Regions from separate parts of the Homo sapiens genome. Here regions 1 and 2 are each linked to region 3. The links are chromatin loops, found by intact Hi-C in ENCODE. Cell type or tissue: dorsolateral prefrontal cortex. All regions are shown on one strand. Each heading gives the region's core, and the rest is flanking DNA. Links, peaks and the distances in the headings are about the cores only. Region 1 overlaps SIPA1L3 (signal induced proliferation associated 1 like 3). Region 2 overlaps SIPA1L3 (signal induced proliferation associated 1 like 3). Region 3 has its middle 6.1 kb from the start of DPF1.

Region 1 (10,380 bases), core at 948-8,947, 89 kb after region 3:
CGGATCACTCACGCTCTGCTGGTGGGAATGTAAAATGATACAGACACTCTGGAAAACAGTTTGGCAGTTCCTTTTCAAACTAAAAATGGACTTACCATACGGTAAGCAATTGTACTCCTGGGCATTTATCCCAGAGAAATGAAAACTTATTTTCATGCAGAAACCTGTATGCCTGAATGTACATGTTCACCGCATGAATATTTATAATAGCCAAAACTCGGAAACTACCCAAATGTCTTTTTAAATCTTTTTAAAATATATTTTTAATATTTTAAAAAACTTTATTTCAACCCAGCAGCATAGATTCAAAGTGCCCTGAATATGCACTCCCCCAAATGTCTTTTGATGGGTGAGTGGTTAAACTGTGGTATATCTAGACCACGGAATAAACAGCATAATGAGTGAACTAGAGACTCGCGACAACGTGGATGAACCTTAAGGACATTCTGCTGAGTGAAAAAGACAACCTCTGAAGCATACGTACATCTGATTCTTTTTATCTAACATTCATCATGAAATAACAATAATTAAAAGACAGGTTGGGTGTGGTGGCTCACGCCTGTAATCCTAGCACTTTGGGATGTCCAGGTGGGAGGATGGCTTGAGGCAAGGGCTTCAAGATCAGTCTCAGCAACACAGCGAGACCTTGTCTCTATGAAAGAAAAGAAAAATTGGCTGGGTGTGGCGGTGCATGCCTGCAGTCCTAGCTAATTGCAAAGCTGAGATGGGAGGACTGCTTGGGCCCAGAAGAGTGAGGCTTCAGTGAGCTATATGATCGTGCCATTGCACTCCAGCCTGGCTGACAGAGTGAGACTTTGTCTCCAAAAAAAAAAAAGAGCCTCAGAACAGATGAATGGTGAATGGTTGCCAGGGGTTAGGCACAGGGGGAAGAGATGGGTGTGGCTATAAAAGGGTAGCATGAGGCACCTCGTGATGGTTACACAACACTTCACATGTGATAAAATTGCACAGAGCTACAGACACACACACACAAATGAGTGCATGTATAACTGGTGAATTTTGAATAAGCTGTAGGCCTGTACCCATGTCAACCTCTTGCTTTGATATTGCGTTATAACCATACAAGATGTTAACAATAGGGGAGGCTGCGTGAAGGGTTCAGGTTCACAAGACCTCCCTGTATTCTTTTTTTTTTTTTTTTTTTTGAGACGGAGTTTTTGCTCCTGTTGCCCAGGCTGGAGTGCAGTGCCACAGTCTTGGCTCACTGCAACCTGCACCTACCAGGTTCAAACGATTCTCTCGCTTCAGCCTCCTGAGTAGCTGGGATTACAGGCGCGTGCCACCACACCCAGCTAATTTTTTGTATTTTCAGTAGAGACGGGGTTTCATCATGTTGGCCAGGCTGGTCTCGAACTCCTGACCTCAGATGATCCACCGATCTCGGCCTCCCAAAGTGCAGGGATTACAGGCGTGAACCACTGTGCCCGGCCACCTGTATGTTTTTTTTGGCAACTTCCTGTGACTCAGTAATTATTACAAAATAAAAAGTTAAAATAATAAAGGCAGATACCAAGACTTTAGGAGAAAACAACAACAACAACAACAGTTCCCAAGAGCTTTCGGTAACACCACTGCCACCACCTTTGTTACTGGTGAGTCACTCTGACTGCCATTTCCAACCTCAGCCCCTGCTGTCACCTGGGTGCCCCCACACCCCATGTCCCGCACACACCCGATTCCTCTCTGATTCTCCTGTGTTTCACAGCATCCTGCTTGTTCATATCTGTGGCCTTTACTCTGTTTGGAATGACTTTTTCTCTCCTCTCTGTCGCAGACTCCTATTAGTCCCTCAAACTTCTGTTCAGATGTCACCTCCTCCAGGCAGCCAGTCTAGACCTCCAGTGCTGGGCTGTGTTCCCTCTTCCTCTATTAGAGTGCTCATCAGAGTGCACATGGTTTTTACGATCCTCTCCATCACAGTCAGCAAGGGCTGACTACAGAACCCCCTCGTAATTGAGTATCTCAAATACTCCTCCTGGCACGCCAGAAAGCTCTTGAGACCCTTTGCTGAATGAAAGCTGAATGGTGGCTACTAGAAGAAGAAACAGTGGGCGTGTTTCTCCAATTGAACAAGAGGCTTAGAATCTAACAATGGATGACTGTGGTGACTCTCAGAGAATGGTCCCTGGTGCAGCACCCCGAACCTACCAGGTCAGAAATTTGGGGCTCAGGCCCAATAATCTGTATTTTAACAAGTCCTCCTCTGGGTGATTCCAATGCCTGCTAAAGATTGAGAACCACTGGTTTGGTGGCCTGATCCCTGGTCTTAAGGCAGGTGGTTTCATTTTAACAAACCCACTCACTCCATCCTTTCATCCAATATATACCAAAGATCAGCCATGTGTCGGACTGTGTACTATGTGATGGGAGGTCTTGAAGAGCACGCTTACCCTCTCTGTCTCTCTCTCGCTCTCTTACAGGTGCACATACATGCACGTGCGCAAGCACACACACTCTTAGCTGGCTAATAAGGATGAAGAGTGCTCAAGGCCACAGTCAGGAAATACACAGGAATTGGGGGGCAGTGCCTTGCCTCAAGAGGGAGCTCCAGAGAAGGGTTCTGGAGAGGGGCACAGAAGCTTGAGTTGGTAGGATGGGGGGAGTGTGGGCGAGGAGTGTGAAGCATATTCAGGCCAAGGAAGGAACACCATCAAGGCTCTGAAATACAGACAGTCCCCCTAGGAAGCTGGGAGTGGCCAGTGTGGCTAAAGTGTGGCACTGCACGAGACTCGCAGGGGCCCTGGTGGCCACAGGGAGGGGCCAAAGCTGTGTCCTGAGGGCTCTGGGAGTGGTGGGAGGGTTTGGAGCAGGGGACAGGCATGTTCAGGTATAGAAAGATCTGGCCAGGTGCACGGGCTCACACTTGTAATCCCAGCACTTTGGGAAGCTGAGGCAGGCGGATCGCTTGAGGCCAGGAGTTTGAGACCAGTCTGGCCAGCATGGTGAAAATCCGTCTCTACTAAAAATACAAAAATTAGCTGGGCGTGGTGGCGAGAGCCTGTAGTCCCAGCTACTTGGGAGGCTGAGGCAGGAGAATCACTTGAACCCGGGAGGTGGAGGTTGCAGTGAGCTGAGATTGCGCCACTGCACTCCAGTCTGGCGACAGAGTGGTCTCAAAAAAAAAAAAAAAAAAAAAAGACACAGAAAGATCCCTCTGGCTGTTGAGTGTTGAGTGGAGGGTAGACCAGGGGAGGTGAGATGAAGGCTGGAAGCCCACTGTGGTGGCCTGGGCAAGAGAACAGGGAAAGGAGGAGAGGGTGGGTGACAGAGATGCTCAGGAGGAGGACCACTGCAAGGAGGAGGAGGAAGGGGACATTCACAGGATGAGGGCCACAGCTCAGGCCCAAGGACTAGGATTGATGTGGCTGCCCCTGAGACAGGGACCTGGGGGCAGAGGAAGAACAGAGGGCACGAGGGCTGAAGGCAGCTGGGGAATAAGCTCAGCCGGAGCCAGAGCCTGAAGGGCCTTGAATGCCAAGTTTATCCTGAGGGCACTGGGGAGCCATGGAGGGTTTGGGGAGATCTCTCAGGCTGGTGGGGAGCCATGGAGGGTTTGGGGAGATCTCTCAGGCTGCCAGGTTGCAGATGGACGCAAGTGGGCAGAACTGAATCCTGAAAGATCTCGAAAACTGGGTAATGCTGGCAGCCTGGTCCTAGGGGCTTAGGGCTGGAGAGAGTTAGATGCATGGCCGTGCTGGATAGTGGATGCTCTTGCTTGACAGGTGTCAAGAGAACAGCAATCAAAATTCTGCTGCAAGGAAAGCCAACGATGGGTCCTGCCCAGCCCGGCCCAGTTTTGCTCCAAAACTTGAGACATAACCACCCCATGGGGCTCCTCTGAGGACCTTCAGGGGTCCAGAAACACCATAAAATGGCAACTAGAATTGTGGGGGTGTGCATTTGCTGGGGAAGAAGGAGGCACAGCTTTCATCAGATCCCTTAACATGAAAAGAATTGAGGGAGGCTGACCTTTCTGGGGATGGCTTGTATCTCACGTAGGTGGCCGAACCGGGGGTGGAGAAGCTCCCAGAAGGCTGTCGGTAGGGAGGGACTCTGTCGGCCCCTGCTGGTGATACTGTGTAAGGGGTTTCTGGGAAGCTGACAGGCCTAGAAGGAGACAGGGGAGGAAGGAGGCAGAGGGTGAGTAGGAGGGTACCCCTGCCCTGGGAGGATGGACGGACAGACAGATGGATGGACAGACGGACAGACAGACAGACCAACCGAACTTTCCCCCGCCCAGCCACATCCCTTCTGCTATTCACTGCTCAGGATGAAGGGGAGGATGCTGAGCACAGGGCGAGAGAAGCTGGGATGCTCCTGGGCCCCCTCTTCCCGGATCCACTGCGGCTGCCCGCAACTCACAGCTTCTGCAGGCTGCTCAAGACCATTCTCGCCTCTGCCCCCTGGGGACAAGATGTCCCTCTGCAAGTTGGATTCCTTCATTTTTTGGAAAATTTTCTTTTTATCTTTTAATATATAATATCTTCAAAAGAGTATCTGTTAAGTTATATTTGTCATCATCATAAAACAAACTCCCTGAAGCTACCAGCCAACCCCAGGACTAGAACGGTGGTGCTAACATCTACCTGTGGGCTTCCCCACTTCCCATTTCCCTGCCTCCTCCAGGAAGAAGTCACTGTCCTAAATTTTGTGCTTATCAGTCCCTTCACCTTAAAAATAACAGTTTTATTTTATTTTATTTTTCAGAGATAAGGTATTGCTCAGTCTGGAGTGCAGTGGTGCAATCACAGCTCACTGCAGCCTCCAACTTCTGGGCTCAAGCCATCCTCCCACCTCAGCCTCTTGGGCAGCTGGGACCACAGGTGTGCATCACACCTGGCTAATTTTTAATAAATGTTTTTTATAGAGCCAGGGTTCTGCTATGTTGCCCAAGCTCTCTAACTCCTGGCCTCAAGCAATGCTCCTGCCTTGACCTCCCAAAATGTTGGGATTACAGGCGTGAGCCACCGTGCCCAGCCTAAAAAGCAGAGCTTCAGTCGTCTACTTAGTATAATGGATTTCTAACCCAGAGCTCCCCAGCACTGGGTCCCCAGACAAGAGGCCAACGGTGAAAGCTGAAACGAAGGAGGGAGGGAGGAACAAGGGAGACATAAGGATAAGAAGGAAGGTCGAAAGCTTGAGGCGAGGAAGAGGATGGAGGAAATAGTGAGGAGAGGGAGGGGCGGAGGATGGGTGTGGGCTGGTGGGGGTTGGGAAGTATTGGTCCCCCCAGCAGGTGCTTACCTCTTGCTGTGCAGTGGCTGGGACTCCCGGAAGGGGACTATGGGGGTCTGCTTCAGGGGCCGGCTCAGGGACTGGGCATGGCCGGGAGTGGTTGGAGTGGCCCACTTGGAGGCTGGTAGAGAGTTATGGGATGCGGGCCCGCTCCACTGCCAGGGAGCATTGCTGCGGTAGGGGGGCCGGCCCCCAGGAGTGATGCTTTCCTGCTCCGTCTTGGGCTCCGAGGTATTCATGTCGTAGGTCTCCGGCCAACCCCTGGGGAGAAAAACTGCATTACTCAGAAAGGCCCCAGCCCACCAACACGTGGGCCTGCTGTCTAGGCTGGGTTTTCCTGGCCCAATATAAACCGGGATGGCTTTTTTTTTTTTTTTTTTTTTTTTTGAGACAGAGTCTTGCTTTGTCGCCCAGGCTGGAGTACAGCGGCATGATGTTGGCTCACTGCAACCTCTGCCTCCTGGGTTCAAGCGATTCTCGTGCCTCAGCCTCCTGAGTAGCTGGGACTACAGGCAAGCGCCACTACGCCCGGCTAAGTTTTGTATTTTTAGTAGAGAAAGAGTTTCACCATGTTGGCCAGGCTGGTCTCGAACTCCTGACCTCAGGTTATCCACCCGCCTCAGCCTCCCAAAATGCTGGGATTATAGGAGTGAGCCACCGCGCCCGGCTGGGGATGGCCTATTTTAAAAGTCGAGTGAATACTCCTTAAAATGGTCTGAAACTTACCAGCTCAGAGTCTTCAACCAGGACGGGACCCAACACAGGGACTCCGACTGCCTGGCCCTTTCCACCTCATCTCCTCTTCCCTCCTCCCACTCGAATTCTCTGTTCCCGCCCCTCGCTTCTACCTGACCCAGGCCACACGGCTGCCAGGCCGCCAGTGTCCTCGACAGACCTGCCTGGCCCCCCTTAGCGGTACTCAGGGCCAGAAAGGCGGATGTCCTCAGAATCAAAGGACAGTAACTGCCTTGTTCCAAAGAATCTTAAAGGCAGCTGGAAGAGGAGCAGGTGACCTACTTTGTGGGGTGGTTAAAAAAAAAAAAAAAAGCCATGAAATCTACAACCTTGAAATAGATGCAGAGAGACCTGTGACTCCCCCTAGACCAGGCTGGCACATGCACCATGGTGCTCCTGGCTTGAGGCGGGGAGATCCGCCGGCTGGGCTGGCATTCTCCACTGCCACTGCAGCCCTGCATGGGAGGGGTCCCCGAGCCATGCTCATGAAATCCACCTCCTGGCAGCTGAGAGCTGAGCTCAGAGGAGCCTTCAGCCTGGAAGTGCCCATACCCCCATCGAGCTGATCCTCTGAGTGTCTCCTGAATTCCCTGGAGCCACCCCGTTCATGGCCACCCAGCAAAAGATCTGGTGGATATGGTGGTTCAGAGGCTGCTATGGTCTGGATGTGTGTTCCCCCAAAAGTCACGTGTTGGAAACTTAACCCCCAATGCCACTGTTGGGAGGTGGGGACTAGTGGGAGGAGCTTAGGGCAGAGCCCTCATGAATGGATGAATGCCACTATAGAAAGGGCTTGCGGGAGTGGACTCTCTCTCTTCTTCTCTTCTGCTGTATTTGGACGTGGCGTTCCTGTCCTCCAGAGGTCACAGCATTCAAGGCCCCATCATGGAAGTAGAAAGACCAGGCCCTATCCTGCCAGTGCCTGGATCTTGAACCTGCAGCCCCCACAACTGTGAGAAATGTATGTCTGTTCTTTATCCATTATCCGATCTCATATATTCTGTCATAGCAGCACAAAACAGACTAAGACAGAGGTGGATGCGCTCTGGCACCCAGGGCCCGACACACCGCACCCCTCGGTAGCGCCATGGCTGGAACTGACACTTGGCAGTGTCTTCTGGCTGTCCCTTTGGACTGGCAGCTGCCAATGTCTCACCAGGCACCAGGTGAGGAACAATAACAATATGAACGTCTATCAGAGCCTGTAGACATGCCAGGCCCGGGCAGAGGTGGGGAAAGGTACTATCACTGTCTCCAGGCAGTGCACACCTGCCATTCCTGCCTGCCTGGTGTCTCTCCCCACACCCCCTCTCCTGATAACAGGTCTTTGTTAATATGGGCTCTGGGTGGGGCTGACCCCACTTCCTGGCTCCAGGTATTAGCATGTGACCCAGGCCTGACCAATTAGAAGCTTTCTCCAAGCACCCACCCTGACACGATGACTAGCACAGAATTGTCATGTGCTCTAAGCAGGGCCAACGAGAGATAACGAGCATCAGTTGTTTGTTTTTTTTGAGATGGAGTCTTGCTCTGTCACCCAGGCTGGAGTGCAATGGTGAGATCTCGGCTCACTGCAACCTCCACCTCCCAGGTTTCAGCGATTCTCGCGCCTTAGCCTCCTGAGTAGCTAGGACTACAGGTGTGTGCCACCACACCTAGCTAATTTTTGTATTTTTAGTAGAGATGGCATTTCACCATGTTGCCCAGGCTGGTCTTGAATGCCTGACCTCAAGTAATCTGTCCTCCTCGGCCTCCCAAAGTGTTGGGATTACAGGCGTGAGCCACCACACTCAGTTTTTTTTTTTTTTTTTTGAGATAGAGTCTCGTTCTGTCACCCAGGCTGGAGTGCAGTGGTGCGATCTCGGCTCACTGCAACCTCTGCCTCCCAGGTTCAAGCGATTCTCCTGCCTCAGCCTCCCGAGTAGCTGGGATTACAGGCATGTGCCACCATGCCTGGCTAACTTTTGTATTTTTAGTAGAGATGGGGTTTCATCATGTTGGCCAGGCTGGTCTCGAACTCCTGACCTCAGGTGATCCGCCCACCTTGGCCTCCCAAAGTGCTAGGATTACAGGCATGAGGCACCACGTCCTATTCTGGAACTGTTTCGAAAACCCCCTGTGGGAGGGGGAGGCAAGAGACTGACTGAGAATGACAGCAAACATGGAAAGGTAAACAAGGGACAGAGACTCCTGGTGAGGGTGTCTGAGTCCCTGGATATGGCTATGCCTAAATGCTGTCCCATCTCCTAGTCTTGTCGGCTACGTGAGCCAGTGAAGACTCTCTTTTGCGGCGCCATGTTTCAGTCTGTTCTGTTGCTGGTACGCAGAGTCCTGATCAGTACATCACCTTTTAAAGACAAGTAAACCGAGGCACAGAGAAGTTAAATAACCCATCCAAGGTGAAACAGCCAGTAAGAAGTAGAAGTTGGATTTAAATATTTAGCACGTTGACTCCAAAGCCCACAACTTTAACCACCATGGACAATGGCCCCACCGTAGAGTGGTTTGGGAGCCAGTGGGTAGATTTCTTATGTCCTTGACTTTTCCTTTAGTTACTTTATTATTTTTTTTTTTTATTTGAGACAGAGTCTGGCTCTGTTGCCCAGGCTAGAGTGCAGTGGCGTGATCCTGGCTCACTGCAACCTTCGCCTATTGGGTTCAAGCAATTCTCATGCCTCAGCCTCCTGAGTAGCTGGGACTACAGGTGCCTGCCACCATGCCTGGCTAATTTTTGTGTTTTTAGTAGAGATGGGGTTTCACCATGTTGGCCAGGCTGGTCTCAAACTCCTGACCTCAAGTGATGCATCCACCTCGGCCTCCCAAAGTGTTGGGATTACAGACATGAGCCACCATGCCTGGCCTTTTCCCTTAGGTACTGATGGCTTCATCTTGGGCTAAGAGTCCCTGGGTACGACCTCAAAGAGAAAAACATAGCTGGGCAGTCCCAGCTACTCACACAACTCAGTCTGAGTTGGGAGGATCACTTGATCCCAGGAGTTCAAGGCCAGCCTGGGCAACACAGCAAGATCCTGTGTCCAAAAAAATAATAACTAAATAATAATTAAAATATAAAGAGGAAAATATTAATCAATCACTTTGAAGGCAGCATGGGCTGGGTGCAGTGGCTCACACCTATAATCCCAGCATTTGGGAGGAACAGACGAGAGGATCACTTGAACCCAGGAGTTCTAGACCCCATCTCCTAAAAAAAAAAAAATATGGGCCAGGTGCAGTGGCTCACATCTGTAATCCCAGCACTTTGGGAGGCCGAGGCGGGTGGATCACCTGAGGTCAGGAGTTAAAGACCAGCTTGGCCAACATGGTGAAACCCCATCTCTACTAAAAATACAAAAATTAGCCAGGCATGGTGGCACGTGCCTATAATCTCAGCTACTAGGGGGGTTGAGGCAGGAGGATCGCTTGAACCTGGGAAGCGGAGGTTGCAGTGAGCTGAGATCATGCCACTGCACTCCAGCCTGGGCAACAGAGTGAGACTCCATCTCAAAAACAACAACAACAACAACAAAAATGAAGGCAGCATGCAGCATGGAGAGGTACAGACCAGGGCTGCGGGGCCAGATGGCTGATCCAGATTCTAGCCCCGTTATCACCTACATGGGTGTGGGTGAGGAATTCTCTTCTCAGAGCCTCAGTTTCCTAATCTGTAATATGGGGCTGGCTGTGAGCATTCTCTGAGCGTTAGCAGAGTCTGCACATGACAACTGCTTAACAAATCAGAGCTGATGCAGTTGCCTCCTCCAGCTGATTCTAAGGACAGTTTACCTGCTTTTCCCACAAACAGAAGCAAAAGCCTCACTTCCACTTTCTGAAATCCAACCAAACCACCTTGGGGCTCTGGAAAAGATTCTGCCCCAGCTCCTCCCGGCTCTCGCCTTCCCCAGTGATCTGAAAATGATCATCATCGAAATTATCAGGAGCTCAGCAAATAATGAAGATTCCTGGGCCCCATCCCAGATTACACGCATCAGAATCCCCTGAGGCAGGGCCCAAGGATCTGCATTTGACTGAGCTGCCTGTGATGATGCTGATACACAATAACATTTGAGAAGGCCTGCTTCATTTATTGATTAAAAAAATTTTTTTTTGAGACGGAGTCTTGCTGTGTCACCCTTGTTGGTGTGTAGTGACGCAGTCTTGGCTCACTGCAATCTCCACCTCCCGGGTTCAAGTGATTCTCCTGCCTCAGCCTCTTGAGTAGCTGGGATTACAGGCGCCTGCCACCATGCCCGGCTACATTTTGTATTTTTAGTAGACACCGGGTTTCACCATGTTGTCTAGGCTGGTCTTGAACTCCTGATCTCAGGTGATCCGCCTCCCTCGGCCTCCCAAAGTGCTGGGATTATAGGTGTGAGCCACTGCGTCTGGCCC
Region 2 (10,380 bases), core at 1,398-9,397, 57 kb after region 3:
CATTAGCAGTAATAATTACATTTAACGTGAATGGTCTGAACACTCCCATCAAAAGGCAGGGATTGTCCGACTGGATTGAAACAGCAACTATGTAATGCTTTCCACAATTTAGCAACATCTATCAATGGAGCAAAGAGTAGGCATTGGTGAGGAGATGTCCAGGGAACTACTGAAGCATGTAACACCAAGAATGGTCAGGAATGCTTTCCCCAGGAGACAAGAGCATCAGAACTGAGAACTGAAGGATGACTGGCTTCAGCTTAACATTTGGCCTGGCTGGGTGTGGTAGCTCATGCCTGTAATCCCGGCACTTTGGGAGGCCAAGACGGGCAGATCATGAGGTCAGGAGATCGAGACCATCCTGGCTAACACAGTGAAACCCTGTCTCTACTAAAAATACAAAAAAATTAGCTGGGCATGGTGGTGGGCGCCTGTAGTCCCAGCTACTCGGGAGGCTGAAGCAGGAGAATGGCATGAATCTGGGAGGCGGAGGTTGCAGTGAGCCGAGATCGCACCATTGCACTCCAGCCTGGGCGACAGAGTGAGACTCCATCTCAAAAACAAAAACAAGACATTTGGCCTCCCAGAAATCCATGCAATAGAAAAGCCTGCACAAGGCCGGGCATGGTGGCTCATGCTGTAATCCCAGCACTCTGGGAGGCTTAGGTGGGAGAACTGCTGGAGCCCAGGAGTTGCTGTAGAGACTCTATCTAGGGACGGGGTCTTGCTATGTTGCCCAGGCTGGTCTTGAACTCCGGGGCTCAAATGATCCTCCCACCCCAGCCTCCCAAAGTGCTAGGATTACAGTTGTGAGGCACCATGCCCAGCCCTAGAGACCCTGCCTCCACAAAAAAATAAAAATAGCCAGGAATAATAGCACATGCCCATAGTCCCATAGTCTTAGCTACAAAACACACACACACACACACACACACACACACACACACACACACACACACACACCAAAAGCCTGCACAAGCACACACAGGCAGGTATGAGGACGGTCTCTGTAGTACTGTTTATAATCAGGAAAAGTTGGAAATGGCCAGGCTGGAGTGCAGTGGTGTGATCTCGGCTCGCTGCAACCTCTGCGCCTCCGGGGTTCAAGCGATTCTTGTGCCTCAGCCTCCTGAGTAGCTGGGATTATAGGCATTCACCACCATGCCTGGATAATTTTTGTATTTTTAGTAGAGACGGGGTTTCACCATGTTGGCTAGGCTGGTCTTGAACTTCTGGCCTCAAGTGATCCACCTGCCTCGACCTCCCAAGGTGCTGGGATCACAGGCATGAGCCACTGCGCCCTGCCGCAAGCATATCCTTATGATCAAAAACTATGCAGCCAGTGCAAAGGTCAATCTCTGTTTATGTATGAGGACAGATGGTCTGAACTATAGTAAATGGAAACGATGCATGGTATAAAACATGATTCTGTGTATTTAAGGGAAAAAATATATAGATAGATATACACACATATGTATAGAGAAAAAAAGAAATAAAGTAGAATTTTATACTTTTTTTTGTCCTTTTTTCCCCCTTTTTGTGGGGAATGGGGTCTCACTAAATTGCCCAGGCAGGTCTCGAACTCCTGTGCTCAAGCTATCCTCCTGCCTCTGCCTCTCTGAGAGCTGGGATTACAGGCATGAGTCACTGCGCCTGGCAAAATAAACTAGAATTTTTTTTTTTTTTTTTGAGATGGAGTCTTGCTCTGTCACCCAGGCTGGAGTGCAGTGGCGCAGTCTCAGCTCACTGCAACCTCCGCTTCCCAGGTTCACGTCATTCTCCTGCCTCAGCCTCCTGAGTAGCTGGGACTACAGGCGCCCACCACCACACCTGGCTAGTTTTTTCTATTTTTGGTAGAGATGGGGTTTCACCGTGTTAGCCAGGGTGGTCTCGATCTCCTGACCTCATGATCTGCCCACCTTGGCCTCCCAAAGTGCTAGGATTACAGGAGTGAGCCACCGCGCCCGGCCCAGCTAAACTAGAATTTTTAAAAAGTCACTGTATTTCTTGCAAGGTAAGGGTTAAGTGGCATGTTTTTTGTTTGTTTGTTTGTTTTTTTGTTGTTTGTTTGTTTTTTTGAGACGGAGTTTCACTCTTGTCGCCCAGGCTGGAGTGCAATGGCATGATCTTGGCTCACTGCAACCTCCGCCTCCCAGGTTCAAGCGATTCTCCTGCCTCAGCCTCTCGAGTAGCTGGGATTACAGGCATGTGCCACCACACCCAGCTAATTTTGTATTTTTAGTAGAGATGGGGTTTCTCCATATTGGTCAGGCTGGTCTTGAACTGCTGACCTCAGGTGATCCACCTGCCTTGACCTCCCAAAGTGCTGGGATTACAGGTGTAAGCCTCCATGCCTGGCCTAAGTGGTATGTTTGAAAGAACTGGGTTGGTAAAGGTTTAGAGAAAAATCTCTGGAGGAGTGTACACTAATGGATTCTCTCTGAAAGTAGTAATGATGGGGAACATGTACGGAATAAAAGTCAAATTAAGCTGGGCATAGTGGCATATGCCTGTAGTCCCAGCTACTTGGGACGCTGAGGTGGGAGAATCGCTTGAACCCAGGAGTTTGAGGCTGCAGTGAGGCATGACTGCACCATTGGATTCCAGCTTGGGTGACAGAGTCCCCATCACTCAAAAAAAACAAAAAACAAGCAAATAAAAAAAACAAAAAAAAAACCAACCCTAAAAAAAGTCTAATTAAACTACATAAATGGCACAGGGTAAAAAGTAAGTGGCCAGCCGGGTGCAGTGGCTTACGCCTGTAATCCCAATACTTTGGGAGGCTGAGGCGAATGGATCACCCGAGGTCAGGAGTTTGAGACCAGCCTGGCCAACATGGCGAAACCCCATCTGTACTTGAAAAAAAAAAAAAATTAGCCAAGTGTGACGGTGTGCACCTGTAATCCCAGCTACTCAGGAGGCTCAAGTGATTCTCCTGCCTCAACCTCCTAAGTAGATGGGATTACAGGTACCCACCATTATGCCTGGCTAATTTTTGTATTTTTTAGTAGAGACGGGGTTTCATCATGTTGGTCAGGCTGGTCTTGAACTTCTGACCTCATGATCCGCCCGCCTCGGCCTCCCAAAGTGCTGGGATTACAGGCGTGAGCCACAGCGCCCAGCCTGAACGTTCTTTCTTTCTGGAGCGCCAGTGTGCCCATGCGTCCTCCTGAAGTCTCAATATCAACTTGAAAACTGGGGCAGCATAGTGTGGGCTTTGCTGTCCACCTGACCCAGTTCCAATCCTGGCTCCCATCAACACAGTGGCCAACTTGCGTGGGGTCTATTCCCCTCAGTGAGCCTCAGTTTCCTCCTCTGAGAAATGAGGCAATGACAGCACCTGCCTCACGAGATCCTATGTGCTAAGTGCTCAGCACTGAGTCCTGAGGAGGAACCGCGGAGCTGCAGGTGCCAGGGAGGTGGTGGGTCCCTGGGCTCTGGGCTCAGACAGCACTGGTGGTAGCGGGGGAGGGGCAGGCAACGTGCTCTGTGCTTCCATCCTCACCTTCAACCAGAGAGCTATGCATTAACCTGCTTGACATCTTAGGGGAGCATTTAACATTTTGTTGGAGTCAAAGGATTTATGCTTCCAAAAAAAGCTGAAAAACCAGAGGCTGGGTAGAGAAATCATACCAGCTGCATAAGTGTGTGCAATGCTTTTGGTCTGTTCAGCCTGGGGACTCTGAAGGGGACCAATGGGTGGTCCTGGGTGGGTGACAGGCTCTCAGGGAGCGAGCTGTGGTCCCTGCCTCCAGGAGGAGCAGTGGCACAGTAGGTGGCAGTGACAGTGCTGACCACTCTGAGCCTGTGGAAGCTGCCTGGCCTTGTTCTAAGCATCTTATAGGCGTCACCTCACTTAGCCGCCGTAGCAACCCCGAGACAGGAACTACCACCACCTCCATGTTCCAGGTGGGGGAAACTGAGGCCCAGGGAGATGAAATAACTTGCCCGAAATGATGTAGCTAGTGGGGGATAAGAGCCAGGATGTAGACATAGGTAGTCTGGTTTGAGAGACGATATTTTAACCACCATTCTGTACTCCCAGTGACAACAACTGTTAACGATAAATATCAATACATAATACATGAGAATAAAACACAGCAGCAGCTGATACACTTGAGCCCAGCTATGTCTCCAGTCCTGTGATAAGTGCTTTAAACTCATGGTCTCAGTTCGCCCTCACAACTTTAGATGGAGGATCCTTTTTTTTTTTTTTGAGAAAGAGTCTAGTTCTGTCACCCAGGCTGGAGTCCAGTGGTGCCATCTCAGCTCACTGCAATCAAGTGATTCTCTCGCCTCAGCCTCTCGAGTCTCTGGGACTACTGGCACCCGCCACCACACCTGGCTAATTTTTGTATTTTTAGTAGAGGCGGGGTTTCATCATGTTGGCCAGGCTGGTCTCAAACTCCTGACCTCAGGTGATCCGCCCGCCTCGGCCTCCCAAAGTGCTGGGATGAGAGGCGAGCCACCGTGTCTGGTTGACAGATCCTATTACCCCCATTTTACAGATGAGGACATTGAGCCTCAGAGCACCTAAGGGGCCTGAGAGAGATCACGCAGTTGGGGTAAGAGGTGGAGCTGTGATGTAGACATAGGCAGTCAGAGGAAGAGCCCTGAAGTCACACTGCTCACCCACATACCCCGAGGGCCCCCAGCCACTTGGCCTTCACCCTGGACCAATCTTGCTTTCTCTCCCTGACGTGTGTCATGGGCTGGAGAACCAATTCATCCCTGCATGCGGCTGGAATTGTGCTCCAGTGTAGGAGCCGTAAGCAGCCACATTGCCCCTGTGGCCTGTGGGGCAGAAGCGACGGGTCTTCAGGAAGCAGACACAGAGAGGGTCTAGGCAAGAGATTCAACAGAGATACCAATCAAGCCACTGCTCGCTACCTCCACCAACCACTGCCACCTGTATTGTCAGAGCGGCCTCCTCCTGGCTCCCTCTTCCTCCTGCATCCTTCCCCAGCCTCAGCACACAGCCAGAGAGATCCTGGGAACATGTGAATCAGATCAGGACTCTCTCAGGGTTCCACCTCACTCTGGGTAAGACCCAGAGCCCTCCCGACAGGGCCCCCCATCTGCCCCCCTCTCTTCTCTGCCCCCAGCTCCTCCACACTCCCTCTCCTTCACTCTGCTCCAGCCATGCGGAAGCTGTTCCTCAAACACATCAGAAACACTGCTACCTTGGGACCTTTGCACTGCTCCCCGCCCTGCAGATCTCTGCCTGGCTTCCGCACTCCCTTGAGTTCCAGGAGACGGCCTCGCTTCCTCTTCCCAAGCTGTGACTCTCCGAGGAGGTCTCTGTCTCAGGTGACCCCAGCCTCCCAACACTCACAGGCAGGGTGGGCCCCGGTGGATCTTCAGGCCCTCAGATTACCTTTCAGGGCTGTGTCCCCAGAAGGGCATCCCAGGGACTCCTGGCGCAGCCTGGGGAAGCAAGGCCACGTGCTTCCTGCCTGCCTGGGAACGCCCGGCTGCGTCAGCTCCATGTGGAGCCGAGAGCCTATGACTGCTCCTAACAGCTCTGACAAATTGCTCTGGAAGCCCAGAAAGCTCTGGAGTGCGTGCTGCCTCAGGAGAGGGCGAGGGCCAGGTGGCTGCCCGCCCAGGATCACTCAGCCCACTGCGGTGCCCATGGCAGGCACTGGCGCCTGGCAGCATGCCTGGCAGCTGGGCTCCCATGACGAATGTCTGGAGGGAGCATCTGTGAGGTCATCGATGGGCACAAGCTGCTACAGGCTGCACCTGCTTCCACGGCAAGGGCCGCAGCCCGGGGAAGGGAGGGTAGGGGGCTCCCCGCTTGGGCGTGTCAGGACCCATCCCTCTCCTGGCAGCCTTTGAATGCTGACCACCATCCTCCCCCTGCCCAAGATAGTCCGTCCTCTCCAGAGTAGCCCACAGTGATCTTTTCTATTTTTTCATTTTTACATTTTATTATTATCATTTTTTGAGATAAGGTCTTACTTTGTCACCCAGGCTGAGTGCAGTGATGTGATCTCGGCTCACTGCAGCCTCCACTTCCCGGGGTCAAGCAATCCTCCAACCTCAGCCTCCCAAGTAGCTGGGACAACATGCGTGTGCCACCACACCCAGCTAATTTTTTGTAGACATGGGGTTTTGCCATGTTGCTCAGGCTGGTCTTGAACTCCTGGGCTCAAGTGATCCACCTGCCTTAGCCTCCCAAAGTGCTGGGATTACAGGTGTGAGCCACTACGTCCAGCCCACAGTAATCTTTTTAAAAACATTAAGTCAGATGATGTGCTCAAATGCCTCCCATGGCTCCCATGTCCCTTGGAACCAAATCCCAGCATCTGACTTTGGTCAATATGCCCGCTAGAACCAGGCTCCTGCCACCTCACTATGCTGACCTCCTGCCACTCTCCCCCCATCCCACCTGCTTCAGCCCCTCTGGCCACCTGACCATTTCTGGAGCATTGAGAGTAAGTTCACCCTCAGGGTCTAGTCATCTACTGTTTCCACTGCCTGGATCTCACCCTGGCTTCCTACAACGCATCACCTCCTGAGAAGCCTTCCCAGAGACCCGCTGTTTTTGCCTTTCCTCCCCAGCACTTATCACCTCCTGGCACACTCCACGGTGGTTCGGCTGTCTGTCTGTCTTGTCCTGTCTCCAGGAGAATGACAGCTCCATAAGGGAAGGATGCTGCGACACCTGGCACAGAGTAGGGGCTGCAAAGGTCAGTGACTGGAAGAATCAGTCCCCGCTGGCTGCCCCACTCTGCCTCCTCTTCTCACAAGCACCTCAGGTGCTCCCAGGCCACGGCAGCCTCCAGACACGTGGCAGCCACCCTGGACTCTCACATGGCTTGCTGGCTCTGCCCTGGGCCTGCATCTCCCTCCCAGCTTACTTCCTGGCAATGCCGCCTGCTGCCACATCCACAGTTGCTTTGTCCTCCAGCTCAGGCCCACGTCCTCCCATGCAGATCCAAGCCTCAGCCCCCTCAGAGACTTTGCCTCCTGTCTCGCTGCCAGCACCATATTTTGGAACACAAATCCACCCGCATTACCCTGGCTGCTCTTAAGATGAGATCCAAACTCCATAATGGAGCTGGTAGGGCCCTGAATGTTCTGGCCACTGCTGATTTCCCCAACCTCCCATTGGCTGCCCTACCTGCCTACCTACCTACCTACCTCCAGGGCCTTGCTCTGTCACCCAGGATGGAGTGATTGATTGATCAACAGGGTGTCAATCAGTTACCCAGGATGGAGTGCAGTGGTGCAATCACAGCACACTGCTGTCTCGAACTTCCAGGCTCAAGTGATCCTCTCACCTCAGCCTCTTGAGTAGCTGGGACTGCAGGAGCCTACTGCCATACCCAGCTAATTTAAAAAAATTTTTGGCCAGGCATGGTGGCTCATGCCTGTAATCTCAGCACTTTGGGAGGCCAAGGTGGGTGGGTCACCCGAGGTCAGGAGTTCGAGACCAGCCTGGCCAACATGGTGAAACCCTGTCTCTACTATAAATACAAAAATTAGCCGGGCGTGGTGGCAGGTGCCTGTAATCCCAGCTACTCGGGAGGCTGAGGCAGGAGAATCGCTTGAACCTGGGAGGCAGAGGTTGCAGTGAGCTGAGACTGTGCCATTGCACTGCAGCCTGGGCAACAAGAGCGAAACTCCATCTCAAAAAAAAAAAAAAAAAAAAAAAAGTTTTGGTAGGGGGATAGAGATGGGTCTATGTTGCCCAGGCTGGTCTCAAACTCCTGGCCTCAAGTGATGCTCCTGCCTTGGCCTCCCAAAGTGCTGGGATTACAGGCATGAGCCACTGTGCCCAGCCACAATTTCTATACTTGAGCCCAAGGGCCTGTGTTCAGTGGCCTGACGATACCACCCTCCTCCCTACCACAGGGACTTTGCACACGCAACTCTAATTCATAGACATACTTTCTCCACGCCTCATCTTTCCCTTCTGTTTTTTTGTTAATGGTAAATAGTCATATATACATTCTTCTGAATGAGAAATTCAACAGACTTAAAAAAAAACATATGTGTGTATATATACATAGTTGTATATATACATACTGAGGTTCACAACATATATTGAGGCCCAGAAAGTGTGTGTGTCTATATATATGTTGCATATATACACACAATTTCAAAAACAGAGCAAATACCTGTATAACTGCATCCCAGATGAATGTCTCTCCAGCCCCACTGAACCCCTCTCCTCCTTCACCCGCTCCCTCCTCCCTGTCCCCCTCATCCTTGGCAGATGTGACCCTCGTTCAGGAACATTATCGCTGGCCCTAGGCTAGATTAGACACCTCCTCCAGCTCTGCATCCCATCCACCCTCAGACCCCACCCGTCTCTGCAGGCTGTCCCCTGGCACAATTCATTCATGACTTTTGGCATTATTCACTAGCTGTTTCCCATGGGCCTCCGTCCGTACCAGGACGGTGGGGATCTGGTCTGCCTGTTCCAGCTCCCTGCAGAGGCCCCGGTGCACAGCAGGCGCTCGCTGTGTGAATAAATACCAAGTTCTATGCCACAGAGTGCTGTGGAGGTAGACATAGGGCAGTCAATGAGTGCTCATGCTGGGCCTGTTCAAAGGTGCCTGCCTTCCAGGAGCAGAGGCTGGGGAGCAGGCTGTCACTCCAGCCCAGGGGCACGTTCTGACGACAGCACATGAGGGGGGCTGCTGGGCTGCCCGGTGCACAGTGCAGTGTGGCCGCCATGGGAGGCAGAGGCACGTGTGGCCACTTGAACCAAGGTCTGGCCCCAAGCAGGTGGCTCTGTGACCATCCAGGGAACTTGTGCCTACTGAAATGGGAAGACTGTGGGAGGCCAATGGAGTGAGGTGGGGTGAGATGGACAGTGGGAGTCCGTCTCATTCTCTGTCTGGACTGCTTTTCCCTCCTGACTTCCCTGGCTAGCTCAGACTCTTTCTCCAGGAAAGCCCCTCCCACAACTGGGCTGGCCCCTCTCACAACTGGGTTAGGGGGGCCCCCTTTGGGCTCTCACATCCCTGTACCCCTCCATCATGGCCCCAACCCCTCTGCCTGGCCCCCCTCCAGCCCACCCTGGCCCCTCTACCTGGGCCCCTCATCTTACCCTGGCCCCTCTACCTGGGCCCCTCATCTCACCCTGGCCCCTCTACCTGGGCCCCTCATCTTACCCTGACCCCTCTTCGCAGCTGCCTTGTATCCCAGCCCTGACCCCTTAGCCTGGGCCCCCCACCCTGACCCTGACCCCTCTGCCTGGGCCTCGCCCATCTTGACCTGACCCCTCTGGGCTGTCTCTGTCTGGGAATGCGTCAGTCAGGCAGGACTGGGGCTCCCCCAGTCACCGCTGTGTCCCCAGCACTGCCTGTAACAGGTCTTGGACCAGGGGGGATATTCTGATTTCGTGAATTTGAGGCAAGGCCTCATTTCTGTGTGTTTTTCAAATACACCCTCATACCCCATGATTCTGACAGGCAGTCTTCAAGTCAAAGCACTGTTCTAAGGGTACATTCAATCTTTACCACATCCCTATGATGTAGGTATGTGGTTTATCCCTAGTTTCACAGATGAGGAAACTGAGGCCCAGAGAGGTTCAGTTACTTGCCTGGGGGTACACAGCCAAGAAGTCGCTGAGGGAGGGATTGAATGCAGGTGGGCTGACACTAAAGGCCACACTCTTATCCACATGGATTTTTTTTTTTTTGAGACTGAGTCTCACTCTGTTGCCAAGGCTGAAGTGCAATGGCGTGATCTCGGCTCACTGCAACCTCTGCCTCCCAGACTCAAGCGATTCTCCCGCCTCAGCCTCCAGAATAGCTGGGACCACAGGCGTGCACCACCACGCCTGGCTAATTTTTGTATTTTCAGTAGAGATGGGGTTTCACCGTGTTGGTCAGGCTGGTCTCGAACTCCTGGCCTCAAGTGATCCACCTGCCTTGGCCTCCCAGAGTGTTGGGATTACAGGCGTGAGCCACTGCGCCGGGCCTGGATATGTTTTTTTAAATCAACTCATTTTATTTTCTCCTTAACTTGTCCAAGGTGGTATCTGTAAAATCAGGGGGTGAGTTGCAAACTCTTTTTCCTAATACTCATGAAAGCAAGCATATATCCATTTAAAATAAAACATTTTCCTCCCCGCACCACCCAAATCACCTCAAGCACCCCATTTTGGGAAATGCTGTGCCACACTCAAGCCTGGTTGCCTAGGAGAAAACTTCAGGAAGCAGCTTTAATGAGCAGATAAGAATGATTTGCAATTAGCATCAATTGTCTGTATGCAAATTAAAGCTCCCAACCGCAGGGCCCTCTTCTGCAGCGGGCTCCTCTCCCATTTCATTGCCTTCATTTCTGGGTTCAGCAGATCCTTTCCTTAGACACAGGGTTATTTCATACCCACCCTCCCATCTCAGCCACAGTCTACTC
Region 3 (10,380 bases), core at 1,037-9,036:
GCCTCAGCCTCCTGAATAGCTGGGAGTATAAGTGCCCCTCACCACACTTGGCTAATTTATTTTTAATCTTTTGTAGAGATGGGGTCTCACTATGTTGCCTTGTCTGGTCTCAAACTCCTGGGCTCAAACAATCCTCCTGGCCAGGCACGGTGGCTCATGCCTGTAATCCCAGCCCTTTGGCAGGCCGAGGTGGGTGGATCATTTGAGGTCAGGAGTTCGAGATCAGCTTGCCCAACATGGTGAGACCCCATCTCTACTAAAAATACAAAAATTAGTCAGATGTGGTGACGCATGCCTGTAGTCCCAGCTACTTGGGAGGCTGAGGCAGGAGAATCACTTGAACCAAGGAGGAGGAGGTTGAAGTGAGCTGAGATGGCGCCCCTGAACTCCAGCCTGGGCGACGGAGTGAGACTCTGTTTCAAAATCAAGCAAAAAAAAAAAAAAAAAAAAAAAAAAAAAATCCTCCCACCTTGGCCTCCCAAAGTGCTGGGATGCTGGGATTACAGGCTTGAGCCACCACACCCAACCAGATCTGGGTTCGAATCCTACTTCTCCCTGCCATGAAGGTTGAGGGCTTCCCGTCTCAGCTCATTGCTGACATTTGGGTGCCTGCTTCCCAAGTGTGGTCTGTATGATTCAGTGATGTGTGTAGCTTGTTAAAGCTCAGTACAGGTCCTGACTCAGGAGGAGCTGAACCAATGAGTCTTTATTTGCTGTTACGATTATTACTGTTGCTGCCCTGATACTGCATGGCCCCCCAGCCCCACCTCTTCTGCGCCTCAGCATCCCCATCTGGGCAGGAAACTTTTTTTTTTTTTTTTTTTTTGATACAGGGTCTCACTCTTGTTGCCCAGGCTGGAGTGCAGGTGGCATGATCTCAGCCCACTGCAGTGTCTGCCTCCTGGGTTCAAGCTATTATCCTACCTCAACCTCCTGAGTAGCTGGGATTACAGGCACCTGCCACCATGCTCAGCCAGTTATTTTTTGTACTTTTAGTAGAGACAGGGTTTCACCATGTTGGCCAGGCTGGTCTTGAACTCCTGACCTCAGGTGATCCGCCTGCCTCCGCCTCCCAAAGTGCTGGGGTTACAGGCGTGAGCCACCGCACTGGGCCTGGGCAGGAAACTTCTGAAAGGTACATCTGAACATCCCAAGGGCCACTTAGGGAAGGCTTCCTCTGAATTGTAGCGGGCAGGAGAGGGGAGAAGTGGCTGTTAGCAGTTGCATTTCCTTCAGAGGCCAAAGCTGGACCCAGTGGGTATGGGGCAGAGTTTTCTGTGATTCCAGGTCCACCGGAACCTTGGATTAGAGGCGTGTGTGTGTGAGAGAGAGAAGGAGAGGGAGATACCCTGGTGACCAGGTCCTGGGCAGGGTCTGAGGCTCAGGGTTGGGGGCCCAGTGTCTCTGCGGGCAGCCCCATGGCCTGCAGGATGTCTCCCGGATCTGAGGCTTCCGAAGCAGCCTCTGCTGGACAAAGACTGGGGCCACAGCGCCCTCTGGTGGGCAAACCCTTGGGTTCCAGGGTTAGGAGAAGTGACCACAGGTTGAGACTTTTAGGGTTTGTTCCTCAAAGCTTGAGTGATGGGCATTAAGAAGATCAGGCATTAAGGCCCCAAGAGGTCAGAGCAGGAACCTTGCCCTGTGTCTGGGTAGATCAGGGGGTCAGGACTCAAAAGGATTCACATGCAGGCCGGGTGTCCTCTCCTCCAGGAAGGCATCCCTGACTGTCAGGCTAGGCCAGGAGACAGCCGCCTCTGGGCTCCCACAGTGCCCTGTGTCTCCCCCGCTCCAGCCCCGACCCCTCTGCCTGTGCCCCCCAATCCCTGCCCGGACCCCTCTGCCTGTGTCCTCCTTGTCCCAGCCCCGACCCCTCTGCCTGTGCCCCCCAATCCCGGCCCGGACCCCTCTGCCTGTGTCCCCCTTGTCCCAGCTCCGACCCCTCCGCCTGTGCTCCCCATCCCACCTGGACCCCTCTGTCTGTGCTCCCCATCCCACCTGGGCCCCTCTGCCTGAGTCCCCCTTGTCCCAAACCCAACCCCTCTGCCTGTGCTCCCCAATCCTGGCCCAGACCCCTCTGCCTGTGTCCCCCTTGTCCCAGCCCCGACCCCTCTGCCTGTGTCCCCTAACCCCACCTGGACCCCTCTGGACATCACTGTCTGGTGATGAGTCTGTTACTCTTCTGGACTCCAAGCTTAAGGCAAAGTCTGGGGCCATCTTATTTGCTGCTGTGTCCCCAGCACATCCACAGAGGGATGGAGACCATCATCGTTCTCTAGAAATGAGTGGATGTGACATTTATTTATTTATTTATTTTGGGATGGAGTCTCACTCTGTTGCTCAGACTAGAGTGCAGTGGTGCCATCTCAGCTCACTGCAGCCTCCACTTCCTGAGTTCAAGTGATTCTCCTGCCTCAGCCTCCCTAATAGCTGGGACTACAGGCGCCCGCCACCACGCCCGGCTAATTTTTGTATTTTTAGTAGAGACAGGGTTACACCATGTTGGCCAGGCTGGTCTCAAACTCCTGACCTCAGGTGATCCACCCTCCTCGGCCTCCCAAAGTGTTGGGATTATAGGCATGAGGCACCGCGCCCGGCCAAGTGTGCCTTTTAATGTATCCCTTCTCTCTGCCTTGAAGCCTTAGGTCCAGATGCTGTGCTGGGCACTTTTCCTTAAAAAAGGCCCCAAATTTGCCCCTCACTTCAGGTTGTCCAAGTGTCCATATGGGGTAGGGCAGAGCCTGGATCCCACCTGATTCTCTTCATGCTGGGTGCATGCTTTTGGACACTGGGGAGAGGCATGGAGCATGACTAATTGATACATTTATTTTATTTTATTATTTTATTTTGAGATGGAGTTTTTTGCTCTTTTGCCCAGGCTGGAGTGAAGTGGCACAATCTCGACTCACTGCAACCTCCGCCCCCTGGGTTCAAGTGATTCTCTTGCCTCAGCCTCTTGAGTGGCTGGGATTACAGGCACGTGCCACCACACCTGGCTTATTTTTGTATTTTTAGTAGAGCTGGGGTTTCACTGTGTTGGCCAGTTGGTCCCTAACTCTTAACTTCAGGTGATCCACCCGCCTCGGGCTCCCAAAGTGCTAGGATTACAAACATGAGCAAACTGCACCTGGCCAATACATTTATTTATTCATAATTTTGGCTGGGTGTTGTGGCTCGCGCCTGTAACCCCAGCACTTTGGGAGGCTGAGGCAGGAGGCTAGGGGCTGCAATTTTAGCTAGGGTTGTGTCTGAGGAGGTGGCATTTAACCGGAGACCTGAATGAAGTGCGGGATGGAGTGAGGCAGGTGTCTGTGGGAGGAGCACTCTAGGCAGAGGTGCAAAGGTCCTGTGGCTGGAGTGGGATTGGAATGTTCCAGAAATAGGGAGGAAGCTAGTGGGGCTGGAGTGAAGTTAGCCAAGGGAAGGAAGGAGGTGAAAGAGGCCAGAAATGTGATGAGGGTTGAGGAGGGATGGAGGAGGGCGTAGCGAGGGCTTTGCATTTTATTCAAATTATGAAAGAAGCCGCTGGAGGTTTGAGCCAGAGAGTGGTTGGATGCAGATATATGCTTAATTAATTAATCATTATTATTATTAGTTGAGATGGAATCTCTCTTTTGCCCAGGCTGGAGTGCAGCAGTGCGATCTTGGCTCGCTGCAACCTCTGTCTCTCAGGTTCAAGCGATTCTCCTGCCTCAGCCTTCCGAGTAGCTGGGATTACAGGCATGCACCACCACAGCTGGCTAATTTTTGTATTTTTAGTAGAGATGGGGTTTCACCATGTTGGCCAGGCTGGTCTCAAACTCCTGACCTCAAGTGATCCACCCACCTTGGCCTCCCAAAGTGTTGGGATTACAGGCATGAGCCACTGTGCTCAGCACAGAGATATGCTTCAGATAGCCTGCTCTGGCTGTGTGGGGAGAGCAGACTTGAGGGGCAGGAGCCCAGTGATGAAGCTGCTACCATAGTCCAGGCAGCAGACAATGATGGACAGGACTGGGGTGCAGGCCATGAAGTGCAGAGAGTGGGTGGAATCTGGATATGTTTTGAATGTAGAGACAACAGAATTTGCCGATGGGCTTGGAGTGTGTGTGCGAAAAAGAAGAGGAGAAGGAGAGTTCAGGATGATTGATTGCACTTAGAACAAAATCCATTTTCTTTATAATGACCTACAAGGTACTACATGAGCCGGGTCCTTGCTCTCTCCCCAGGCTGTCTCCCCCTGCTCACTCTGCTCCAGTCACACTCAATTGCTTCCTGATCTTTGAACATGCCACACTTGTTCCCAGCCCAGGGCATTTGCACTTGGTGATCCTGTGCCTAGACATGCTTCTTAGTGCATGCTGGCAACTTCTAGACCTTAGCTCAAATGTCATCTCTTCAGAGAAGCCACTTCTTCACTCCTTCAAATCAATCTGTTTTCTTTTTTTAAAATTATCTTTTATTTGCTTCTTTTTTCTTTCTGGAATCTGTGTTCTGCTGAATCTATTTTATTTTCTTCTTTTCTTTCTTTTTCTTTCTTTCTCTTGCTTGCTTGCTTGCTTTCTTGCTTTTGACGGAGACTCTCTCTGTTGTCCAGGCTGGAGCTCACTACTGCCTCCAACTTTCAGGCTCAAGTGATCTTCTTGCCTCAGCCTCCTGAGTAGCTGAGACTCCAGACATGCATCACCACACCCAGATAATTTTTAAACTTTTTGCAGAGATGGGATCTCACTATGTTGCCCAGGCTGGTCTTGTGCTATGGGGCTCAAGCAATCCTCCTGCCTCAGGCTCCCAAAGTGCTGGGATTATAGGTGTGTGCCTGGACTCTTCTCTTTTTCTTTTTCTTTCTTTCTCTCTCTCTCTCTCTCTTTTTTTTTTTTTTTTTTTTGAGACAGGGTCTCGCTCTGTCACCCAGGCTGGAATGCAGTGGTACAATCTCGGCTCACTGCAATCTCTGCCTCCCAGGCTCAAGTGATCCTCCCACCTCAGCTTCCTGAGTAGCTGGGACTACAGGCATGCACCACCACACCCAGCTAATTTTTTGTATTTTGGGTAGAGACGGGGTTTCGCCATGTTGCCCATATTGGTCTTGAACTCCTAAGCTCAGATGATCCACCTGCCTTGGCCTCCCAAAGTGATGGGATTACAGGCCTCCCAAAGTGATGAGCAACCACGACTGGCCCCATTTTCTTTTCTTTATAGCACCTTTCACTGTCTGAAATGATTTTATCTATTTATTTTCTTATTATCTGTCTTTCTCCACTAGAATGTCAGCTCCTTGAGAGCGGCAACTTTGTTTTGGTCATTGCTGTATCCCCAGTGCCTAGAAGAGTTCCTGGAACACAGCAGGCACTCAGTAAATGAACAAAGGCACTGATTAACCCCTGTGCTTGTTCACAGGCTGTCCGACATAGAAGAGACACCCAAATAGGCCTAGACAAGAATACACGACAGACCCTAGGGTCATCCACATACCCTGGGGACATCTAGAAGCTAGGGACCACCTGCTTCCGCGCCCGCGGTGCCTGGAGGGTGGAGATCCCGAGTTGGAGACCGAGCACTCCCAGGGAGGGAGGAAAGATGCTCTGGGGGGAGCCCCGCCCCTCCCTGTATCCCCAGCAGCCAATGGGAGCGCGGTCCTCCTGACGCCCCCTGGGACGTGTAGTCCGGGCAGGGGCGCCCTCGGGCGCCGCCGCGCGCCCCTAGACTCCACGTCCCGTCGTGCGCTGGGAGGCGCGGGGATTGGCTGAGCCCCGCCCCCGGCCCGCCCCGCTCCGCTCGCGCCGCAGCCCCAAGAATGAATGAAATCGTAGCGCGCTGGGCGGCAGAGCGGGCGGCGCAGGCCGGGCTGGGCCCGCGCGCGGCGGCAGCGGCGCCCCGGGCCGGAGGCGGCCCAGCCGAGCGGGCCATGGCCACCGCCATTCAGAACCCGCTCAAGTCGTGAGTGTCCCTGCCGTCCCCGCCCCCTGTCCAGACCCCCCCACCAGGAGCCCTTCCCCCGCCCGCCCTGGGGCTGAGGAGGGGGACGCAGCGCGCGGACCGTAGTTGAATGGGGGCCCCCAGCGCGAACCCTTGCCCCGGGGGTCCCCACCCCCTGTCGCCCCCTGGGGTTGGGGGCGGGAGCCCCTCCAGGGTCGCGGGGGCGCCTCTTCTTTGTCGCTGTCAGTGAAGGAATGCGGCGCGGGCTGGGGGTGGCGGAGGCCGTTTCCCCACCCAGAGTGGGGGTAGGGGTTTCCCTCTCCTCCATCTCTCCCTCAGGGTCTCCGGAGGTGCCGGGCCTGCCCCGGCCGGGGCTGAAAGCTCGAACACCTAAGTCCGGACCTCGGTCTCCAGGGTTTCCATCACCCGCTCTCCGCTCATCAAAGCGCCTTTCTCTCTTTCCCCTTCTTTCTCTGAGGACCCCGGCCCTCGCGGCCGCAGGGTGGGAGCTGAGACGTCGGGGGTCCCCAGTTCCATCCCCGCTGCCTCCCCTTTTTCCTCCCGGGATCCCGGGAACTGGAAGCCCCGAACCCGCCGTCAGTCTGGACCGCGGCATCCCTCCCTCTCCCCGCGCATACACATCAAACGGGAGCATCTCTGATCCCTTTGGGGACCGGCTGCCCAGGAGGGGGTGCCGGGAGCGCCCTCGGTCTCCGGGGATTCCCTCCCTTTCTCCCTGGCCGCGGTCCTCCGAGCGTTCGCCTCTTCCCGGGCCCGGTGGCTGGGAATCCGGAAGCCTGGGTCCGAGCCTGGCCCCTCCTGACCCTCTCCTCTCCTTGCCATCCCTCGCGCTCTCCACACCTCCCCTTCCCCCTCTCCATCTCGCTCTTGCTTCCTCTTCGGGATCCCGGACTCCACGTCCCAGCGCTCCCCACCCCCCGTTCCCAGGCGGTGACAGCGGGCTCCAAGTGACAGGCACTCGGCCGCTCCCGCCCTCCCTCCCCGCAGGCGAGCGAGGCGCTCCCCTCCCCCTCCTCCCGGGCCTGGTGGAGGAGGCGGAGGGCGAGCGCCCGCGGCGTCGCACAAAGGGGCCGGGGCGACCTCCCCCACCCTTCCCCCAACCCCGTGCGCTGGCTGCCTTGACCTTGAACATCGAGGGCTGGGGGCGGGGGTGGGGGGTGGGGGGAGAGAGGGAGAGAGGGAGCGCCCCCCTACCCCACCCACGAGAAGGGATGCGCCTGCTGGCTGGACCAGAGGCCGCCAGTTGCTTCTGGTTTCTGGCGGGAATGGGGGTGGGAGGTGGAGGGTGGGAGTTGGGAGAGGAAGGGGGGCAGGGACTTAGAGGCAAGCGCCTACACGTGTGGCTTCGCCGTGAGCAGGGTGCCGGGAGCGGGTGTGTGGGGCTCGGGTCCGTGTGAGGTGGTGTATGATGGTGACACCCCTCTGCTGCCCTCTCACCCTAAGTGGCACACACAGACAGCTGTCTCTCCTGTGAGGGGACATCCGCAAAATGGCTGGGAACGGGGCTCTTGTGCAGGTTGGTGGATCTACAGGCGATGGGGCCCCTCACCCTGACCCTGGCCCAGACCCCTGGGAGGAGGTGTGCTACAGCCGTGAGCAGGGGCCCAGCTACAGTAAGCCTGGACTGGGAGGGCCCTACCCCTCTGTGCCCTTCCCTTCCAAAAGGTCTCTGTGGGGGTGAAGGTGGGGACTCCCTGGCTCCTGAAAGAATGTGAGTCAAATCCCCTGGGGAGAAGGAGCTGCAGGGTGCCGCCCTCGGAAGTTCCGACTGCCTGAGTTCCAAAACCAGCTTGAGCCACGAATGTTCCCTGCCGTGAGCCTCAGTTTTGCCATCTGTGTATGGGGGCTTCTAACAGCCCTTACCACCCGATGGGACTGTCGTGGGGCTAAGGCCATCTTTGTAAAGCAGTTAGCACAGAGACTGACACTGACCAAATGTAGTGATTATTATTAGTAGTATCAATATTGATTTATGAAATTGATTTCTACTGTGGGCCAGCTCCCACACAGGGCATTGGGGGATGGGGCAGGAGGATTGTTTGGGCCAGGGAGAGGACTGGGAGTTCAAGTGTGTAGGAGAGTATGTGGGAGTGGTGTGTGCAGGTGGTTAGGGCAGAAGGAAAGAAAGGAGAGCCCGCTGCAAGTGTCAGCCTGCGTCTGTGGGTAGATATCCTGCTGGTGGGCCGGGCATGGTGGCTTATGCCTGTAATCTCAGCACTTTGGGAGGGCAGGGTGGGCAGATCACTTGAGCTTAGGAGTTTGAGACTAGCCTGGCCAACACAGGGACACCCTGTTTTTACAAAAATACAAAAATTAGCCGGGTGCGGTGGCACAGGCCTGTAGTCCCAGCTACTTGGGGGTTTGAGGTGGGAGGATCGCTTGAGCCTGGGAGGTGGAGGCTGCAGCGAGCTGTGTTCATGCCATGGCACTCCAGCCTGGGCCATCGAGTGAGACGCTGTCCAAAAAAAAAAAAGAGAAAAAGAGAAAGAGGAAAGAAAGAGAAGAAAAGAAAGAAAGAAAGAAAGGAAGGAAGGAAGGAAGGAAGGAAGGAAGGAAGGAAGGAAGAGAAATAAAAGAAGAAAAGAAAAGAAAGAAAAATAGAAATTCTGCTGGTAGAGGAGGACTGTTAGGAAGGTCTGCACTCAGTGTCTACACTCGGGCTTCTCTTAATCAAATCGACATGAGAGTTTGGGGTGGGGCAGGAGTGAGTCTGCGTGTCTGAGGCTAGCGGTGTGGGAATCAAGTGTAAGAGGGTGTGTTACGGGACCTGTGAGCTAATGGGAGGTGAGAGAGGAAGGTGGGGTCACAGCTCACCGTGGGTAAGGTGTGAGGTGGCCACTATAGGGCCCTGGAGGCCAGAGTGATCGTAGGGGTGTCAGTGCCCCTCACTTAATCCCCTTGTCACCACTCCAGGCCATATGTGAATCAGAGACCTACCTCCTGTTCCAGGAGAGGGGCCGGCCAAGACCTTACCTGGCTTAGATGGGCGAGTTTGTGGAAAGGGTCTAAGACTAGAGGAGTGTGTGTGTGTGTGTGTGTGTGTGTGTGTGTGTGTAGAAGTGACCGTGAGTGTAGGAGGCCTTGACTGGATCTCTCTCTTGGGGGGATTTCAAGTGACAAAAATGGTGAAGGCTAGCGGGCCACTTCTGTCGGCTGGGGCGCCCCCTGGTGGATGAGGGCGTTTGTGGGCGTGTTAATTACAGCAGCCGCCCAAATTTGAATGCTGGCTCTACAGGGGTCCGGGTGGAAGAGGGGAAGGGGAAAGGGGGAGAAGGGGTGGGAAGGGGAAAGGGGGAGGAGGGGTGAGACGGGAGGGGGGACGGGGTGGTGGTGTTGCAGAGAGACTGGGTCAGTTTGTGACTCAGTGGGTCTGCTCACTCCCTGGGGATCTCTTCGGGTGGAGTCAGTGTGGGTGACAGTGGGAGAGAGAAGGAGGTCAGGACTACTTGGGGAGGGCCGTCAGGGGTGCCTGCCTCCTTCCTTCAGTCTTACCTTCAAAGAGCCGCCAGGGCATGCGGGCATGTGAGGTTACCTTCCTGTGCCTCAGATTCCTCACCTGGAAAATGCAGATAATAAAAGCATCCCGGGGTGAACTGTGCCCAGCACATGATGGGTGCATTTACTCATTCAACAAATATCTACTGAGCATCTATTTTTTTTTTTTTTTTTGGAGACAGGGTCTTGCTCAGTTGTCCAGGCTGGAGTGTAGTGGTGTGATCATAGCTCACTGCAGCTTCGATCTCCTGGGTTCAACCAATCCTCCTGACTCAGCCTCCTGAGTAGCTGGGACCATAGGCATGTGCCACCATGCCCAGCTATTTATTTTTTTTTTAGTAGAGACCAGGTCTCGCTATGTTGCCCAGGCTGTTCTCCTGAGCTCAAGCGGTCCTCTCATCTCAGCCTCCCAGATTGCTGGGATTACAGGCATGAGTCACGGCGCCCTGCTTACTTAGTTTTTTGTTTGTTTGTTTGTTTGTTTGTTTGCTTTTAGAGACAGAGTCTCGCTCTGCCACCCAGGCTGGAGTGCAGTGGTGAGACCACAGCTCACTGCAGCCTCAGCCTCCCAGGTTCAAGCTATCCTCCCACTTTAGCCTTGCAAGTAGCTGGGACTACACTGCTGCGCCATCATGCCCAGCTAATTTTAATTTTTTTTTGTAGACACAGGGGTCTGGATATGTTGCCCAGGTTGGTCTCAAACTCCTGGGCTCAAGCAGTGCTCTCATCTAGGCCTCCCGAAGTACTGGGATTGCAGACTGGAGCCATCGCACCTGGCCGCATTATTCTTTCTTTCTTATTATTTATTTATTTATTTTTGAGAGGGAGTCTCACTCTTGTTGCCCAGGCTGGAGTGCAATGGCACGATCTCAGCTCACTGCAACCTCCACCTCCTGAGTTCAAGTGATTCTCCTGCCTCAGCCTCCTGAGTGGGGGAGTATAAGCATGCGCCACCATGCCCGGCTAATT

The links. Hi-C counts contacts between places; a loop is a spot of excess contacts. Peaks named below come from ENCODE experiments on the same cell type or tissue, not always from the same donor. Only the 100,000 strongest peaks of a DNase experiment are listed, where the experiment ranks them.
Region 1: it touches region 3 in a loop (5-fold over the local background); 45 of 110 quality-filtered maps call a loop at or near these places.
Region 2: it touches region 3 in a loop (2.7-fold over the local background); 3 of 110 quality-filtered maps call a loop at or near these places.

The regions. Positions count from the first base shown.
Region 1 is chr19:38,136,321-38,146,700 of GRCh38, reverse strand. It overlaps SIPA1L3 (signal induced proliferation associated 1 like 3), which reads right to left. Exons shown (of 22, transcript NM_015073.3): 11 at 5,266-5,517; 12 at 3,991-4,128. Among named protein-coding and RNA genes, the nearest start is that of SNORD152, 22 kb to the left of the region's middle. RefSeq lists an enhancer at 2,321-3,170. In dorsolateral prefrontal cortex, for the core only: a CTCF peak has its summit at 4,095 (motif pointing left); a DNase peak (open chromatin) is centred at 4,080; H3K27ac peaks cover 5,215 bases.
Region 2 is chr19:38,168,670-38,179,049 of GRCh38, reverse strand. The region is part of intron 15 of SIPA1L3 (signal induced proliferation associated 1 like 3); the gene reads right to left. Among named protein-coding and RNA genes, the nearest start is that of SNORD152, 11 kb to the right of the region's middle. RefSeq lists enhancers at 3,059-3,559, 8,049-8,610. In dorsolateral prefrontal cortex, for the core only: no CTCF peak of the experiment used is centred there; DNase peaks (open chromatin) are centred at 5,629 and 6,869; H3K27ac peaks cover 3,144 bases.
Region 3 is chr19:38,225,095-38,235,474 of GRCh38, reverse strand. It overlaps a transcript of DPF1 not described here. Among named protein-coding and RNA genes, the nearest start is that of DPF1, 6.1 kb to the right of the region's middle. RefSeq lists enhancers at 1,209-1,258, 7,226-7,996 and a silencer at 5,496-5,875. In dorsolateral prefrontal cortex, for the core only: CTCF peaks have their summits at 1,499 (motif pointing left), 1,506 (motif pointing left) and 5,630; DNase peaks (open chromatin) are centred at 1,474, 5,634 and 6,834; H3K4me3 peaks cover 2,807 bases; H3K27ac peaks cover 3,017 bases.